2 separate regions of the Mus musculus genome follow, and region 1 is linked to region 2. The links are chromatin loops, found by intact Hi-C in ENCODE. Cell type or tissue: heart. All regions are shown on one strand. Each heading gives the region's core, and the rest is flanking DNA. Links, peaks and the distances in the headings are about the cores only. Region 1 overlaps Ipo9 (importin 9). Region 2 holds the start of Ipo9 (importin 9).

Region 1 (8,511 bases), core at 345-8,344, 49 kb before region 2:
AGATGTTTGTGAGCCACCATGTGGTTGCTGGGAATTGAACTCAGGACCTCTGGAACAGCAGTCAGTGCTCTTAACCTCTGAGCCATCTCTCCAGCACTGGTATCTTGTTTATAAAAAACAAAACACTTTATTACTTTTATTTGTGTGACATTAGGTAAGAGGATAAATTGTAAGAATTCATTTTCTCCTCCCAACATGTAGGTTCGAGGGATCTTAACTCAGGTCTTTAGGCTTGGCAATGATTGCATTTTTCAGCTGACCCATCTCACTGGCCCACTCCCCTGACCCCTCCCCCCTTTAAAACAAAACGAAACAAAAACAGATTCTCATGTATAGCCCTGGCTGGCCTGGAGCTTGAAGGCTGGCCTCTAACTCATAGAGATCCAGCTGCCTCTGCCTCCCAAGTGCTGGGATTGAGGGCGTGAACTACCATACCCAGTTACGTCAGTGGCTTTGTGTTTGGAAAATTCTAGGATAGGGGATTAGGATTCAGAGCGAGGGTGCCCACGCAGGTTGGGATTCTCATGTACGAACATGCACACAGTCATGGACAAAGGGTGGCCTTGCCTCAAAACTCTCAGTGCTGGCAGAAGCACGTGACCCACTACTTCCCGACTGGCCCTTCTTGACAGGGGATGCTGAAGCACAGAAATGAATAGTGAGCATGCGCTGTATTTCCATAGTGGACCCAAGTCCTGAGAGGACCATGGAGCAAAGACTGAGGAACGGGAGTGAAGACTTGCAAAAGATAGTGTTCTTTATATTTGTTCTTGTAGTAGTGGGCACCTTTGAGGGGAGGTCAAAGGTACTGGCCAGTGTGGGGTGTCACCCTGCCACCCAGCTACTGATAGAAAGGGGTACTCTTCCTCCAGAGGGTTTATAATGTCTTCAAGGACCTCTCAGAATGCCAGGCTCCTGCTGGTCTGCAGTGTTCTCTGCAAGCTGAGTGAAGCTACTGCAGTGTGGACTCCAGCATGGAGGATGAAGCGGGTAGATGAACTGGTGCGAGTGGAAGGAGCGGCCACCGTCTTAGGCAGTCTGTCTGGCCCTAGGAGCCGCCCAGGCAGTGAGGTGTATGGAGAGTGCCAGGTTATCTTTAAATGGCACTTTACTCAGCCTGCAGCTCTGCCAGCTGGGCAGGGTGGGGGCAGACAAGTTATTTTGAGATCTGAGAGTGAGTGCGAAGGCTGTTTACAGCTCTCCTGTCTGTCCCCTCTCCTGGGAAGAGCTTAGGGCCAGATCCTCGTCTCAAAACTCAGCACTCCAGCTGGGGTTTGTGTGCAGCCATCCTAGCACAGATGGGAACTGTTGAATTCGGACGCACAGGAACTTTCTTAACACATTTAGGTGATGATAATTCCATTAGATTCAAGGTCATACTAGCAAACTAAACCTAAGCCTCACTTCAAAGTGCTTTGTATTGTACTGGCTTTATTTAATTCTTACAGTCCCCTGTGGTACAGATACCAACATACCTGTTCTGTGGATTTGGAAAGATAGAAATTTTAAATACATCTTGCCCAAAATTATCAAAGCTGGCATGTGGTCCTGCACAGACTCAAAATCCAGCCTGGCTCCAGAGCCCATGTTGTGAACCACAAACTACGTGTCCTGCTCTGCCACTTCCTGACTGCTAGCTCAAAGCCACCTGACCCCTCTGGTCTTGCTGCTCTCTTGTAGAAACTCCACCCTGTCTTTCTGGCTGGAGAGGGCTTAAGGTGAAGCTAAGGTGTCACTGGCCTGGCTTCTCTGCCATTGCTAGCTAACCTTCTGGTCAGGGATGAGGAGAGAAGCTGTCGAGGGAAATGAGAGTTAAGAATCTGCTCAACTACAAAGTCAGATGTAAAAATGATTTCTTCTTTTTGGGACAGAGTTTTCTGTGTACTCTTAGCTGTCCCGGAACTCACTATATATAGACCAGGCTGGCCTTGAAGTCAGAGGTTAGCCTGCCCACCTGCTTCTGTCTCCTAAGTGCTGAGATTAAAGGTATGCACACCTGGTTGAAAAAAAAATTTTTTTTTAAATTGAAATGGATCAGACTGAGTCTACCCTACCACCTAGTGGGGGAATTTAGTGCCAAACTCTGGGGTAAGCACTCCAGGCCTGTTTCCTCTGGTTTTAACACATACTCACAATATGCAGTAAGTTCTGGCCCATGTATACATCCTAGATATAGTGCTCTTCAGATATCCCCTGTGGCCTTCTTCCAAAGTCCGTTCCCAGGTCCTGACTCAGGCTCAGGGGACTTCCTACTGTGGGAGTCTAGGCCCCTCTTTTTACCCTCCCCCTCCCTCCAGGAGGCTCTGGGTTTGATTTCAGCTGAGCTTCCCGAGTTGGATCTAGAAGTGTAGCTATCCTCAAGAGTGGTTTTCCACCTTTCAAACCCCACTAAGGTGATGAATTACAAAGACTTTAATTACGTTCTGAGAATGAGAGGTGGTGGTGGTGGTGGTGGGGAAGCGAGAGCAAACCATTACACCAATAATTTGTCACAGATAACCATGGGAAAATTGCATAGTGGGTAGCAGGTGGGAGCTGGGGCAGCTCTACAGAGCTGTCCTCCCAAAGGCTCACCAAGCCTTGATTTAGCAGCGGCACTGGCATCTGTGGGGCTGAATTGAGTCACAGTCAAATCCAACCAGGCAAGTCATACAGCTAGCTCCCGCTCTGTGGCGGGGGCTAGGATGGGGCTCTTCTCACGTTCCGGGGAGCTGGGCATCAGTCCCCCATTTTACAGGCAGGGAAAGCAAGGTTCCTGTCCCAACCCCCTTTCCAGCTATATTGTTCTGCCAAGACTTGAAGGGCTCCCTGGGCCTTCTAGTCAGGCCTGGGGCTCACTGTTCTCCTTCTCAATGCATGCTTGCCACACAGGCATGAGAGACCTTTTGTTATCATCTAAAAACAAAACAAAAAAATGAGATCATTAGCTGGCTGGTGCCAACCTGCGTTATCCTCACAGAAAGGCAAATGGGTCACTGAGTTCGTAATTTTATTAACATGTACGTTTGGCTGCTTGCTGCTGGGATCTTCATAAAGCACTGAGATCTAGTGTCAGTCTGTGGGAGTGGGGCTTTGGCCATATGACTACCAACAGAACACTTGACCCCTGATGCAGAGGACCTGGTAACACTGAGTTCCTTTGGGGAACCTCTCCCCCGGGGGTCATCAAGCCTTCGCAAGGCTTCACTGACTCATCTCTTCTAGCCTGGTTCCGGTCTCAGCACATGCTGCCGCTCTTCCACTCAGCTCTGCTGCCAGATGGTGTTCCTACCTTCCATCGCCTCCAACTGCAGCTCAGGCTCCAAACCCCTTTTAGTTTCTCTTAGGTGGAGAGCCTTTCTCTGGAGGAAGCAGGCCTTGTTGGAGCCTCCTCGCCATTTGGCTCAGCTTATCTTTACAGCTTTTATTTTTGGCCTAGACTCCAGGAATCACAATAATGTTTTTTTTCTAGCTGGTGTAGAACCCTGGGTCTCATGAATGCTAACTGAGTGCTCTACCAGTACACTATACATCAGGCTCCACTTTTGTTTTTTTTTTTAAGACAGGGGTTCACTATGTAGCCCTGCTTGACCAGAAACTAGAGTTCTGCCCACTTCTCCCTCCACACCACTGACATTACAGTTGTGTGGGTTTCTGTTTGTTTGTTTTGGTCTTTCGAGACAGGGTTTCTCTGTGTAGCCCTGGCTGTCCTGGAACTCACTTTGTAGACCAGGCTGGCCTCGAACTCAGAAATCCACCTGCCTCAGCCTCCTGAGTGCTGGGATTAAAGGCGTGCGCCACCATGTCCGGATAGTTGTTTTACCAAGCCCAGTTCATTCTAACATTTCTACTGTGCTTATAAAAGATCCCTTCAGATGCAATTGTTTCATGACAATCTTATCTTAGTCACCTCCCACCCCTATAGAATATCCTACCCTCCCTTTGTCTGACTGGAGAGGTAAGAGCAACTATCGTTAAGTACAGGCTTCTTGGACAGTAATCTCACACTAGCAGGTAACATTCAGTATCTGCTCTCCTTTATTCATAAAAGGGTTAAGGAAAAGCACCTGCAGACTGGCGAGATGGCTCAGTGGGTAGGAGCACTGACTGCTCTTCCAAAGGCCTTGAGTTCAAATCCCAGCAACCACATGGTGGCGCACAACCATCAGTAATGAGATCTGACGCCCTCTTCTGGTGCATCTGAAGACAGCTACAGTGTACTTATGTACAATAATAAATACATCTTAAAAAAGAAAAAGGACTTCTGCAGGGTTGGCAGGTGTGAGGTCATCCACATAGACACGTCCACCAGCTTGGCATCTCAGCGCTCACATTTTAGCAAGATGCTTCACTGAAGGGTCACCTTCTTCATGCCAGTAACTCGGCTTCAATGCCATTACTGCTAGCCCAGTCTTTCTTTGGGGGTGGAGGTGACAGTACACAGTACCCATTTTTCTGATAATACTTGCCTCATTTGTCATTGATTTCTGATCTCATAATCAGCTTCCCTTGCCCCACTCCAAGACAAGGTCTTATGGGCCAGGAACTTGCTTTGTAGGCCAAGTTGACCTTGGACTCAGAGATTTGCCTGTCTCTTTAGTGCTGGAATTTAAGGTGGGCACCACCATGGAGCCCTGGGCCAGCTTCTTGAAAAAACCTAAGGCACTGGCCTACTGTATCTGACAGAAGCTTAATAGTCACTGAAACTGACAGGAGACAGAAGAGCCAGAAATGCACTTTTTATTCCGTCCTCAGGGCACAGCTGGCCTGGTGCAGTGCAGCGCTTGTCTGAACAAACCCATGAGTGCTGAGGCTGTCCTGAGCCCAGCCTTCTCAGCCATGTCACCACTTCCTCTAAACAGTCTAGGTCTTGGATGTCCTTTTACAGAGTATTGTCATTGGTCAGGATCCCTGAGAGGGACAGAGGTGGAGGAAAATCTGCAGTATCCTAGACCATAACCTGGGCCCACACTGGAGTTTTTTGGACTCCTAACACTCAGTACTTTTAATGAGGTACACAGTACTCCAAATCTTTAATCTTCCCGATAAATACTGTCGCCAAACTCCTTTTCTTATACTTGATCTACTTGGATCCTAAATGTCACCCTTCCCAGGGGTTTCCTGTCATCTAAGATTTGATGAGCATTCTTTCCTTGTGTAGGTCAGTTTCTTTTGCAAATGGCTTCAAATGTCCTGGCATAAATCAACCCACTCATCTCCACAGTAAAGACCCACCCCCGTTCTCCCACGAAGGCTGACTTGTCGCTCGGCTGGTCAGTGCTCACTTTACTTCTCTGGGGTACTTAGGACAGCTAACAAGAGCTGAGGCTTGCTTTCATTAGCTCACCACTTTAGCTCCTAGCTCACAATGACCACCTCTCTCAGCCCCAGCCACTGCTTTCCCCGCTGACAGTCATCTGCTTTCGAACCATCTGTTGTAGGTTCATGCGTCTTAGTCAGGGGTTAGCGGAACAACTCTTTCTTGGAATCTCATCTGCTTTCTAGCTCTCCAGTGTTTCACCCACAACCTGGAAACCTTTGATCATAGGGAGCCCACACCTCTCATGAGTTCACTGGTCTTTTCTTAGTCTTCAACGGTCTGCCTCACCCCTTTCCCAAATGAAGTTGGCTTTCATAGGAGATAAAATATGAGCCAGAGTTCAACTTCGTCACACCAACAGAACTTTCTCCTTGCTCTCAGGAACAGTCTCTCGGCAGGATGGGAGATTTCACTGTTGCAGGAGTTAATTGCTCTGAAAACACAAGCATCTGTCCACCAGGGTGCAGAAGCCCCTCCACTTCCAATCAGTTATGTATGTTGGCCAGGATGGCTTCCTACAAACCTGCTTTTCAAGTTTTCTTAAGCCAGGAGCTTAGCCCTCCTACCAAAAGTGAACCATGAGAACAGGACAGACCCTTTGGACTAATTTTGGCACTACACACTGGGAACTGTTCTAATGTGCAGGCTTAGAATGAACCCACATCACTGTCGGCATATGAACTGGGGTCTCCAAGCTTCCTCAAACTCAGCAGGCCAGTGCTGCTAACCTGGTACCACTCTAATGTGACAAAACCATTAGACAACTTAATCATGTGGAATGGTCTACTGTTTTTAGCACCAAATCCAGTTGACTTTGAGGTCAACTATAGAACGAGGTTCCAAAGCTCTTACTGTGGTGTTTTTGGGTACCACTGGACAGGTATGTTATCATTTCTCTTTATCAGGAACTTCAACTTCAGGAGGAAAAGCAGCAAGGGCAGAGGCAATACTGGTCTCCACACCGCCAGCCAGAAGACAACTATACACACTTTCTTAGGCTCTTAAAAATAAAAGTGGAAACTTTAGTTAGTGCTTCTGAACTCAAGGTTGAGCACTAAGGACATCTGGTGGCGCAGTCAGTAACAAGCTGCCAAGTCCTTTGGTCCCAGGAAAGGCCTTATACGCCTTCTGCTTAAGTGGAGCTCAAGACCACTACATCCCCTTTCCTTTTTGTTAAAGCATCACCCCAAAGAAAAAGCTCCAGCTATTAAAAATGGAGCAGCAGACCCGGGCACTACCAAACAAAGGGAGCATGGGGCAACTACTCTGCTCTTAATCTTCACCCATTCTCAACTCATAATACGAGGGAACCCCACTGCAGGATGTCCTTATTTTTGTAGTACTGGGGACCGAACCCTGGGCCATCCTCCGCACGCTGTACCACTGACTCTTTAAACATATTTGGATGAAAAATACCAGTTCTCTAAGATTTTTGAGCTGCTTGCCAAATCACAGTAGGATGCTAAAATATGCTATGCTTTCTTCTGTTTTTTACTTTGCTTCTGGAAGGAAGAAACAGAAGGTGGAGGTGTTGAGACACCTTAGAGTATGCAGACTAAATTCATTTGTAAAGATCGCTTTACTGTCCTAGAAAAATACATGTTGTAAATTCAAGGGCTACAACTCAACCACTTCAGAGGATTCCTGAGGGATAGGGATACCTTTGAATATCAGACTCTGTGGTTATGTGCAGAAGAGGCATATTAAATATAGATGGGTCAAGCAGATTTAGAAATAAAAATCTCTTTCCTGATTTTTTTTCTTAAAAAAAAAAAAAAAAGACAAGTTGCCGTCTGTCTGGCTTGCTTTGTGTATGCATGTATATATAGGAACAGCCTGGGGGAGGGGCTGTGTCATGCAACGAAGCAAAGATGGGAATATGGAGCCTTTGACAGAGGACCCTTAGTGTTGCATGAGGAAAGCATGAAGGTGAAGTTACTGGAAATGGCTTAGTACGTGGCGGCTCCAGCTTCTCCTTACTGAAAACCTAGAGCATCACTGGCCGAGGGCAGAAGGCATAGGCAGAATGATCTCTCACGGGGCTCCTAACTGAACACATCAGATGTCCTATGAAAGAAACAGATATGCTTCTGAGTATTAATGGAAATGAATTCCTGTGCTCCTGAAGTGGGGCAAAATAACCAGGAACCCACATCCTCGGTATCAATGTTTCTGGTCTGGCCAACAGAGGATGCTAGGAATGAAGGGGGCAGAGCTGGGGAGAAAGACAGTTCCAGATTTGGGGTATCTTCACAGGACTTTGATAAATGTTCTTTGCTTTAGCTTTTAAAATGCCAGCCCTGGTAAGCAAGGGCTGAGTGTCAGTATCACTGTCCAGGCCGACGGCCAGAAGCCACTCCAGGCTGAGAAAAAGTGCATCTCAAGGCCAGAGAGGGCGGTAGAATGTTCTGTGGCTGGGCCAGGAGAGGAAGCACAGGCTGAAGACTCTCCTTTTTAGATGCCGATAGTCTGTAGGACCCGCCTCTCGTTGTCGTTAAGGTGGCATGAAAACATTATGTAACAGGGCTGCTGAGCAAACTGGCAAAGGAAGTCTGTGAGATACGCCTGCAGGAAGAAGGAGAGAGGCATCAGCAAGCATCCCCAAGGCCAACAGCATGCAGCAGGACAAGGACCACCAGCAAGCGGTACAGGAATGCTGGCTTTCAGACAATGCCTGCTTCCTAAGGGGTAGTTTTCACATCCGTGGAACTGATATACATACGTGACAGAATGCTATAGGGAACCCAAAAATATTTCCAAGGCTCCATCTCCTATTCCACCCAGAGAACTTTCACAAAGTAGACTCACTTTTGAGTGATTATTGCTGGTACAGATGACTGGATAAAAATCCCAGCACCCCCTCTGCCCCAGGGCTCTGAGCACCCAAACAGACAGCCACCCATCCCCACTTTCTTGCAGTTCTAATGACGAACCATGAATGGATTTGAACCCATTATATTGTTTCCATGGCTTGAACGATATTACTCGTAAGAATCTTCTATGGACACCCTCACCTGCAGATCAATCTGATAGAGAGGATCCTTCAGGGCATCGGGGTCATCTTCCTCATCGTCTTCATAGTAATCCTCCTCTGTTAGACACAGCCAACACAGGCGAGTCAGGACAGAGGCCCATCATCAGGCCAAAGATGCGTTTACTGCATGGCTGAGGCAGGCGGAAGGGGCAAAAGCCCAAGGAACATCCCTATAAGC
Region 2 (8,511 bases), core at 255-8,254:
TAAGGTGGGAAAATCATCATATATAACTGAGTAGCATCGGAATGCCAGGGAATTATCCACATCCTCTGGTCAATGCAATGGCGGGAGATGAAAAGGAAGCATGGATTCTGTGGAGCAAGGGCAGAAAAGACTGGGCTGGGACTACAGCTCAGTGGTAGAATGCGTGCCTGGCTAGAATGCATAAGGCCCTGGGTTCAACCCTAAGCATAGAAGAAAAAAGGAAGAAAAGAAAAGAAAAAGAAAAAAGACAAAAAACGTAGTTAAGGGCAAATGATGTGTGTGAGTGGAGGTATGCATGTATTCATTTCTAACAAATAAAAATAAGTAGCAAGAGGAAAAAAAGACAGGTCTAAACCTAGTTATTTTTACAAAACTGTCAGCTCTGCTAGCTAGAGAACACAGGACCGCACATGGAAGGTACGCATTCGAGCACTTAGGGTTCTTCTTGAAGCAAAGTAGGGAACTGAAAGAGGAAAGAAGCAAAGCATCAACATGCCAGAAACAAAGAGGTGACATCGGAAAGCAGTCTTACCATAAGCGGAATTAAAACAGTGGAAGAGGAAGGAGAAGGAGGAAGAGGAGGAAGAGGACGAGAAGTAGAAGGAGGAGGAGAAGAAGGAGGAGGAGGAGAAGGAGAAGAAGAAGCAACAGCAGCAGTTGTTGTTGACAGAACATTAAGATTCAGAGTCAATAGACCTTTGGGAATCTACACATCTCTTGTCTGATGCCCATGTTAATGTATGCTTGACATATGTCAGTCTACAAATGAAACAATTACAAGAACATGCTAATAAATAAAAACACTTTTACTTTTACCCTATGTGGGCAGAACTAAATTTTTACAAACTCTGCTAATCGAACTCAAACTCTAATCCTCTTAGGAAAAAGGGGACAATTGTCTGCTGGCTACCACACGACTCCGAGTGACACTCAGTGACAACGAGGCTCTAACTATGCAAAGTCTGCAGGCTCCCCTAGATCCCAGTGCTTAGGGACAGGGCAAGAGCAGGAGCTCAAGAAACATTTTCATTACAGAAACAATTTCCTCACCATCCAGGACTAAGAAGCTCGTGAACTCCCCCTAGGAGACCAGGTGCTGTCATTTCATGTAAAGAAGGGCCACAGCCAAAGAAGCTGTTAGAAGCGAACCTTTAGAAAGTATCTCAGAGTTAGCCAGTATGTAAAATTGGAGATGCTCAGGACCCAATGGGAGAGATTACTGTTAAAGACCCCTCCCGGAAAAGACTCTTAAGGAATGAACCACTATCCTCTAAATAAAAACAGGTATAGAAGGGGACAAGACTATTTTAAAGCCACTGAAGACTATTTTAAAGCCAATATTACTATATTCAACTCCAGACTTGATCCACCTCTGTAACCACATTCTGTACTTGAGTCATATACCTCACTACCAGCCGCCATTCCTGTTACTGTATCAGAGCTTGCCCCTGCCTCTCAGCAGGCCACTCACACATTATCAGTAGGTTATGGGGACAGGAGGGAGAACTGAGGTGGCCTTTATCAATTTACTCATCAGTGATCAGATCGAAATTCTGTACTTTTGATTTCAAGATCCCAAAAGGTAACAAGAGTAGGTGACAAGAACTTCAAAACGATCTCAAGGACGGTATAGGTGGCTGTGCCCTAGATGAGGCCATAGCATCTGGCTATGAGTTGAAGAAGAAATCAGAGTAAGACTAGAACTATTGTACAGTCTAAACATAAGCCGGCCTTTCACAGTTAAGGTGACAGCCATACATTTGGGATTAGCTCAAACACTGGGTATCATTCATGGGAGGTTTAATTAAGGATCGGTTTGCATCAGCCCAGCAACTAAATGCAAGTAACAAGTTAAACTTAGTAAGGTTTCTGCCCATCAGCGTTCTTTCTTTATACCGAGGGAGGCAGAGGCATGAACTGTAAAGTCAAGGAATTTGACCTAGAAACCTCAGGACAAGTTAGTTATGTGCTTCGTTCCAATAGCTTTCTTCCATTCACGGTTCCCTCTCTTAAGAGTCTGGTAATGTTATAAAACTACACCTGGCCTTTCAAAATAGTCTCTAACCTATTAAATCCCAATAGTCCCAACAGAAGGAAACTTGCCTTCAATAGTTGGTCATATTAGAGGATATAAAAACTAAATTCAAGGGAGGTTCCCCCACCACATCCACTTCTTTTCAATAAAAAGTCCTGCAGGAGTATTAACTCAAGGCTTTGAGGGTGGTTGGTCAAATATGGAAACAATCTCCCATATTTCTGAGGAAGCCTAAGTTTAAGGAGCAGTGGAAATATTCCCTTGAGCTTGGGGATTCCGAGGATCTGGAATTCCGAATCAGGTACGTTTCTTACATAAAGACCAAGGAGACTTGACCCTTTTTTCTGTTCTTTGTGAAAACAGGCCCGCTGAAAGCCCACTAAACAGGAAATTAAAAGAAAACGTCAAGCTAATAGTTTCTTCTCTAACACGTTAAAGAACATAACGGGAGGATGAGAACAAAGAATCTAAAACAAAGGAAGATCGGTTCCTGTACATAGAAATGCACAGTAATTTAATAATTGCCATTAAGTCTTTAAAAAACAAAAAACAAACGGGAAGCATGGTCGGAAAGTGAAGCGTCGTATGCATCGGATTGAGTTGATTTCTAGGAAAACGTGATGTGTCTGAACAACCAGCCAGATTTAAAACTCTGATGCTGAAACTTGTTCGATGGTGGCCGCCTCCTTAAGGGCCTTACTTCTGGCTCTTCTCTAGCTCCCTTCCCTGATCCCACTACAACAGAGCTGGTGAAGAAAACGGCAAAAAGACCTTGTCTTGGGCTCAGAGATCATCTAGATTGCGCGACACCGCCAGCACCACGTCGAACTTCATTTCTGTCCTCGGCAGAACCCCGCCACTATCTATCTATCTTTTCAAGTCTTCCCCCACCCCATCCCCGCTAAGGCTCCACCTCCCCCGACCCTTTCCTTTCAGACGCGCCACCCTTCTTCTAGGACTTTCCCAGCCACCAGCGGCACCCCCACCCCCACGTTTCCTAATCCACTCCTGACGCCCACCTCTCCGCTGGCTCAAGATCCCCAAATCCCTACGGTCAGCGGACTGTGCGGCCGGCCCTGGTCCGAACCATCCTCGTGACGGTCCCGCCTCACTCACCCTCTGTCACCTCCAGCACCTTAATCTGCTCCTCTGCAGCCGCCCGCACCTCCTGCACCGGGGACAGGATTCCGGTGAGGGTATCCACCAACGCCTCCTTCAATCCCTGTGCCACTGGACCCGGCAGCCCAGAAGCCGCACCAGCTGCCGCCGCTGCCGCCATCTTTCCTCCCCTCAGCCCGCCAGCCCCGCGGCCGGGACCCGCCACCGAATGACGGCTCCCGCGTACGGCCAATCCGCGAAGCCGCGCCTGCGCACCTAAGTACGCGGGAGCGGGCGGGGGGCGGGGATAGAGCGCAGCCTCGGGAGACAGCGCCTTCTGCTGCCGGAACCGAACCGCGATTCGCGGGCCAGGAAAGCTTTGGGCGTCTATGCACACACAGAATTCTCATAACGGTTTGTAGTCCTGAAGTCGCACGCGCTGTTAGAAAACGCGCTTGGAATAAAGGCGCGTAACCTTTGATGGCAAGGCCCTGATGGCAAGGGAGCAAGAAAGCTAATCCCGAGGGCGTGAGCACAGAAGGCCCTGCACCTTGTCTGCTGTGGATTGTAGTGGGATTGTAGATGCCCTCCCTCGCCTCGCCCATCACCGCTCTCTACCTGCATGATTCTAGGCCCAGATTTAAGATGAGTTAGGACAGAGGTCGGGCCTTAAGGAAGGGGGTCAGAATAGCATCTTTTTAAAACTAACACCCCTCCCCTCAACTAAAAACAGCAGTTATTCAGTTGGCTCCGTTTACAGTTTAGCTTTAGAGATCCTAAGATGCTGGGGAGCGGACAGGGAAAAGGAGACACGCAGAAAAACTGAAGTGAAATTGGCAGTGGGGAGTGGTTGCTTTAGAAAAATCCAGTCTTCTAGCTTTTTAGCTTAGATGAACCCAATGTCAAAAAGGGCTGTCCAGGGGAGACTACCTACAGGCGAAGGAGCATTTTTCTAGAATGATTTTTTTAAAAAAAATATTATCTACCTATTTGTCGTTATCTTGTTTTGAGACAAGGTCATATGTGGCCCAGACTAGCCTCAAACTTGCTCTGTAGCCCACACTGGCCTTGAACTCCCTTATCTTGATCTTTCTGTTTTCACCTCCCCCATTGCAGAGATTGCAGGTATGTGCCACCACACATGGCTCTAGAGTGATTCTATGAGTGTGACTACTATGAGTGAATCCTGCAAATATATAGCATTACTTAATTTTTTAAAAAGTGTTGGGGGAGGCCGGATGAAAGACACCCAAGCACCTGCCGTGGCTACCACTACGATGGATGAATGTGTGATGGGGAGATGGGAAAGATGGGGAGTGTGGTGGAGATGGAGGAGGAAACCAAGCTGAAGGGTTCATATACTGTGGAGAAAGGTGGAACTAGGGACTTGAAGGCAGTGAAGAATAGGGGGATATGAGGAGGCCATGCTGAGGTCCTGGCTCCAGCTGCCCCCAAGGGCCATGTCTGGGTTCCTGGTCCTGCTGCAGCTGGAGTTGCAGTCTGTGTCAATGTCTGGCACCTGAATTAGCATCAAAGGCAAAGTGGATGTCAGTGGTCTGGGCTGCTACCAGAGACCATGTGGATATCTGAGAGGCATGCTGCCAGAGGGAGGGGAGACATGCTAATCTGAATGGCTGCACTTGATACCGTGGGACATCTGGATCCATACTGCTTCGGGGGTCCACCTGTCTGGGTTAGAGGTCCTATGGCAACCAGGTCTGTGTTGATATCCCAGGCTGTTTTACCACCAAAGGCCATGCAGATGTCCCTGGTCAGGACTGCTGCCTGAGGCACTATTCTGAGCTGGCCCTGCCCCTCGCCTGGGCAACATAGTAGAGCTGACCCTGAGGGCAAGGGACTGGGTAAGCTAGCCCTGAGGACATGAACACAGAAGGCCCTGCACCTTGTCTGCTGTGGATTGTGGCCGGCAAGGGAGAGATGCCCTTACCCCACCCGACCCCTCTCTACCTGCAGTAGGTGGGAGAGCTGGCCCTGCCCCTCACCTTAGGAGAGTGGGCCCTGCACCTTGCCTGGGCAGCACAGTAGAGCTGGCCCCAGTGTCGAATGCACCGGTGAGACATCCATGCGGATCTGAGAGAAGAGTTGAGGCCGCCTCTTACTGACTGTGCTGCTGAGCTACTGGAGAGCTTACCCTGGGGGTGCAGGGGCGGGCTGACCAACTCAGCTACCCAGGCCCAGATCCAGGGCTTTGAGTTTGCCTATTCCAACATCTACCCCATCTATGATCTGCTAGAGTATGTAAAGGGGCTGGTCCTGCAGATCCAGAGCTGCAGGATCTCCACGACACAGACCAACAACAGGAGATCTGAGAGGAGTCCCCATGAGGATCCAGGAGTGGTAGTGTAGCAGAACCCAGAGCCCTCGCAACAGACCAAGGACTCTCTGCAAAGAACATTTGCAAGTAAAGATATGTGGACAAAAGGGTGTACTGGGTGACACACTATGACATACTACAGTTCCCACAACTAGATATTTGGGGTTTTCTTTTTTTTGTTTGTTTGTTTTTTGTTTTATTCTATTTTATTGGGGGGGAGGGGTTTGCAAGAGTGGAGGGCAGATATGAAGGGATGGGAAGATGAGTGGAATTGGGGTACATGATGTGAAATTCACAAAGAAATCAATAAAACGTTTTTTTAAAGTGTGTGTGTGTGTGTGTGTGTGTGTGTGTGTGTGTGTGTGTACACGTGTACGCGTGCGCGCCATGCCTTGGGACACCTGTAGAGGTTAGAGGATAACTTAGTGTGGAGTTTATCTTCCGCCCCGTTTATGTCACTCAGGTTGTCAGGTGTGACAAGTACTTCACTGCCCCCTGAGCCATGAGCCATCAAGTTAGCCCAACATCCTTCCCACCACCACTTCAGGGAAGTCACGATGGAAGGGCTGAGGGAGAAAGAGTACTTTAATATGGCTATCCAGGGTGGTCACAGGAAATGGCCACAACCTAAAGCCTCCACCCAACAGAGCAAGTGGAGGAGATTGGAGCAAGGGATTAAACTGCAGGCCACACTCGGTGGCAGGAGGGATGGAGTGACTTATGCTGTTGGCACTTGGAGCAGGTGTTTCTTGGTAAGCTGCTAAGATTTAGTGCCTTAGATGCGAATATTTTCTAGGAACATTTCTCTTATTCACCAGCTAGCAGTTTCAAAAGACAGCTCAAGACTGGTTGCTAAACTGATAATGACTGCAGCTTAAGTGGCCTAATCTGAAAATTCTTTGAAAAGAACATTCTTGAGGAGTGCTCTAAACCCATCTGTTACCTCCTGGTTGTCAAAGAGGGCCAAGGTGGCCTGTGTCACCATGGTGCTTTCAGAGGAAAGAGAGTGCCTCTTGATTCTGCAGCTCCATAGTGGGGAACAGTAAGGCTTATTTTCTTCTGTGTTACAGTGGCCAGGAGAAACTGAACTCCATTAAAATAGCTGTCCTTGGAGGCAAGTTTGTTTTGCTTCCAAAAGAAAATGTGTTTCTCAACCTTCCTAATGCTGTGACCCTTTAATAGTTACTTTGTGATCCCCAACTATAATATTTTTGTTGCTCCTTCATAACTGTAATTCCATTACTGTTATGAATTGTAATGTAAATATCTGATATGCAGGACATCAGACCCTTGTGAAAGAGTCATTCAACCCCCAAAGGGGTCTCGGCCCACAGATTGAGGATCGTTGGTCTAGAGGCTAGATTGAGAACTCAAGACCTTCCCCCACCCCCACCCCAAGCCTGGAAGCCTTGCTTTCTGGTAAGGGAAGCTGTCATAGTTAGCTTAAGCTATTAACTTGACACAAACTAGAATTACCTGTGAAGAAAGAACCTCATCTGAAGAATTAACTGCATCAGGTTGGCCTGTAGCCAAGTTTGGGAACCATTTCTTAATTGCTAATTGACATAGTGGAAGCCAGCCCACTGTAGTTAGTTCCATCCCCAGGCAGGTGGGCCTAGGCTAAGACCAAAGGGAGCAATCCAGTAAGCAGCACTCTTAAGTGGCTGTGGGTCCAAGCCTCTTCCTAGAGTTCCTGGCCTTGGCTTCCCTTTATAATGGACTATAACCTGTAAGATGAAATAAAAACCCTCCCCACATTGCTTTTGCTCATATAATCTGCAGCTGAAATAATGCAGGACAGAACTGTCCACAGTGTACAAAGTAGGGTTCTCTCCTGCCCACAAAACAGAAGTAAAGACTCCTGCTTATTAGCATTTGGTTGGGGTAATTTAAAAGCAGGTGGGGTTTGCTTCTGAGTTAGGCAAAGGACCACGAGCTATTTGTCATAGCATACCAAGCATTAAGATAGATGGACACAGAAACCAAGCAGAGAGAAACCAGAGGACAATACAGGAGATAACTTTATTGAAACGCAAATGGCAGCAAACAGATGAAATCTGCTGGATGGAGACATGCCTGGTCGGCAGAGGACCCAGGGAAGGGTAGCCTCAGTGGCGATGGAGGAAGGCCATTTCAGCTGGCCAAGGCATGGATTTCATTTTCAACCAATTTTTTTTCATTTAAAATGAATTACTGAGGGGACAGCCCAGCTCTCTTCGTGATTGTTACCGCAACTATATACAACAATTTGCTTTCCAGATTCAGTTCTGCCTTTTCTACATCAGGTATAAAAGGGGACAGACTGGAATGGTGAGGGTCAAATGAGAAGAAAATAAGACAAACATACAGACACACACATATCCTGGTTTGGGATTTTTCTACCCAGTAAGTTTTAAAAAGTGAACATTCTTGCCCATCCTCCACCTGAGGAATGCCGTGCATTTGAGAAACAGACTCTTACATGAGCAGTGCTGTGTAAAACAGGATAGGGAGGGGGAGGAAAGGAAGCCACCAGGGCCTGGAACTCACTATAAATTTGTTTTGTTAAAAGCAATAAACCGAACAGCATTAGGAAGTGGGGTGGGGTGCAGCAGAGCTATATGGGAAACTGGCTGCTGGGTGGGAGTTTGCTCTTTTTTATCTTCCTTCTTAGAGAAATGCCATGGAAGCAGGATGGTGTCACAGGAGCTGGGAGGCAGGGAGGCAGGATGAGGCCACAGGAGCTGGGATGCAGGATGAGGCCACAGGAGCTGGGATGCAGGGAGGCAGGATGAGGTCACAGGAGCTGGGATGCAGGGATGCAGGATGAGGCCACAGGAGCTGGGATGCAGGATGAGGCCACAGGAGCTGGGATGCAGGGAGGCAGGATGAGGTCACAGGAGCTGGGATGCAGGATGAGGCCACAGGAGCTGGGATGCAGGATGAGGCCACAGGAGCTGGGATGCAGGATGAGGCCACAGGAGCTGGCTGGATGGTAAGGAGGGTTATTTTGGTGTAAATGTTTTACTCCTGCTCGCCTTGGACTTTAGTCCCTCCTTCCAGT

What was found. Hi-C counts contacts between places; a loop is a spot of excess contacts. Peaks named below come from ENCODE experiments on the same cell type or tissue, not always from the same donor. Only the 100,000 strongest peaks of a DNase experiment are listed, where the experiment ranks them.
Region 1: a loop joins it to region 2, with 2.5 times the contacts of the local background. A loop is called at or near these places in 8 of 42 quality-filtered maps.

Annotation. Positions count from the first base shown.
Region 1 is chr1:135,377,614-135,386,124 of GRCm38, forward strand. Ipo9 (importin 9) reads right to left here. Exons shown (of 24, transcript NM_153774.1): 23 at 8,314-8,390; 24 at 4,702-7,864. The coding sequence ends at 7,754. Among named protein-coding and RNA genes, the nearest start is that of Shisa4, 6.8 kb to the left of the region's middle. In heart, for the core only: a CTCF peak has its summit at 4,157 (motif pointing left); a DNase peak (open chromatin) is centred at 1,118; H3K4me3 peaks cover 435 bases; H3K27ac peaks cover 1,407 bases.
Region 2 is chr1:135,427,117-135,435,627 of GRCm38, forward strand. It overlaps Ipo9 (importin 9), which reads right to left and starts at 3,375. Exons shown (of 24, transcript NM_153774.1): 1 at 3,152-3,375. The coding sequence starts at 3,314. Nav1 (neuron navigator 1) reads right to left here. Exons shown (of 30, transcript NM_173437.2): 30 at 7,464-8,511. In heart, for the core only: a CTCF peak has its summit at 3,489 (motif pointing left); a DNase peak (open chromatin) is centred at 3,385; H3K4me3 peaks cover 3,213 bases; H3K27ac peaks cover 1,960 bases.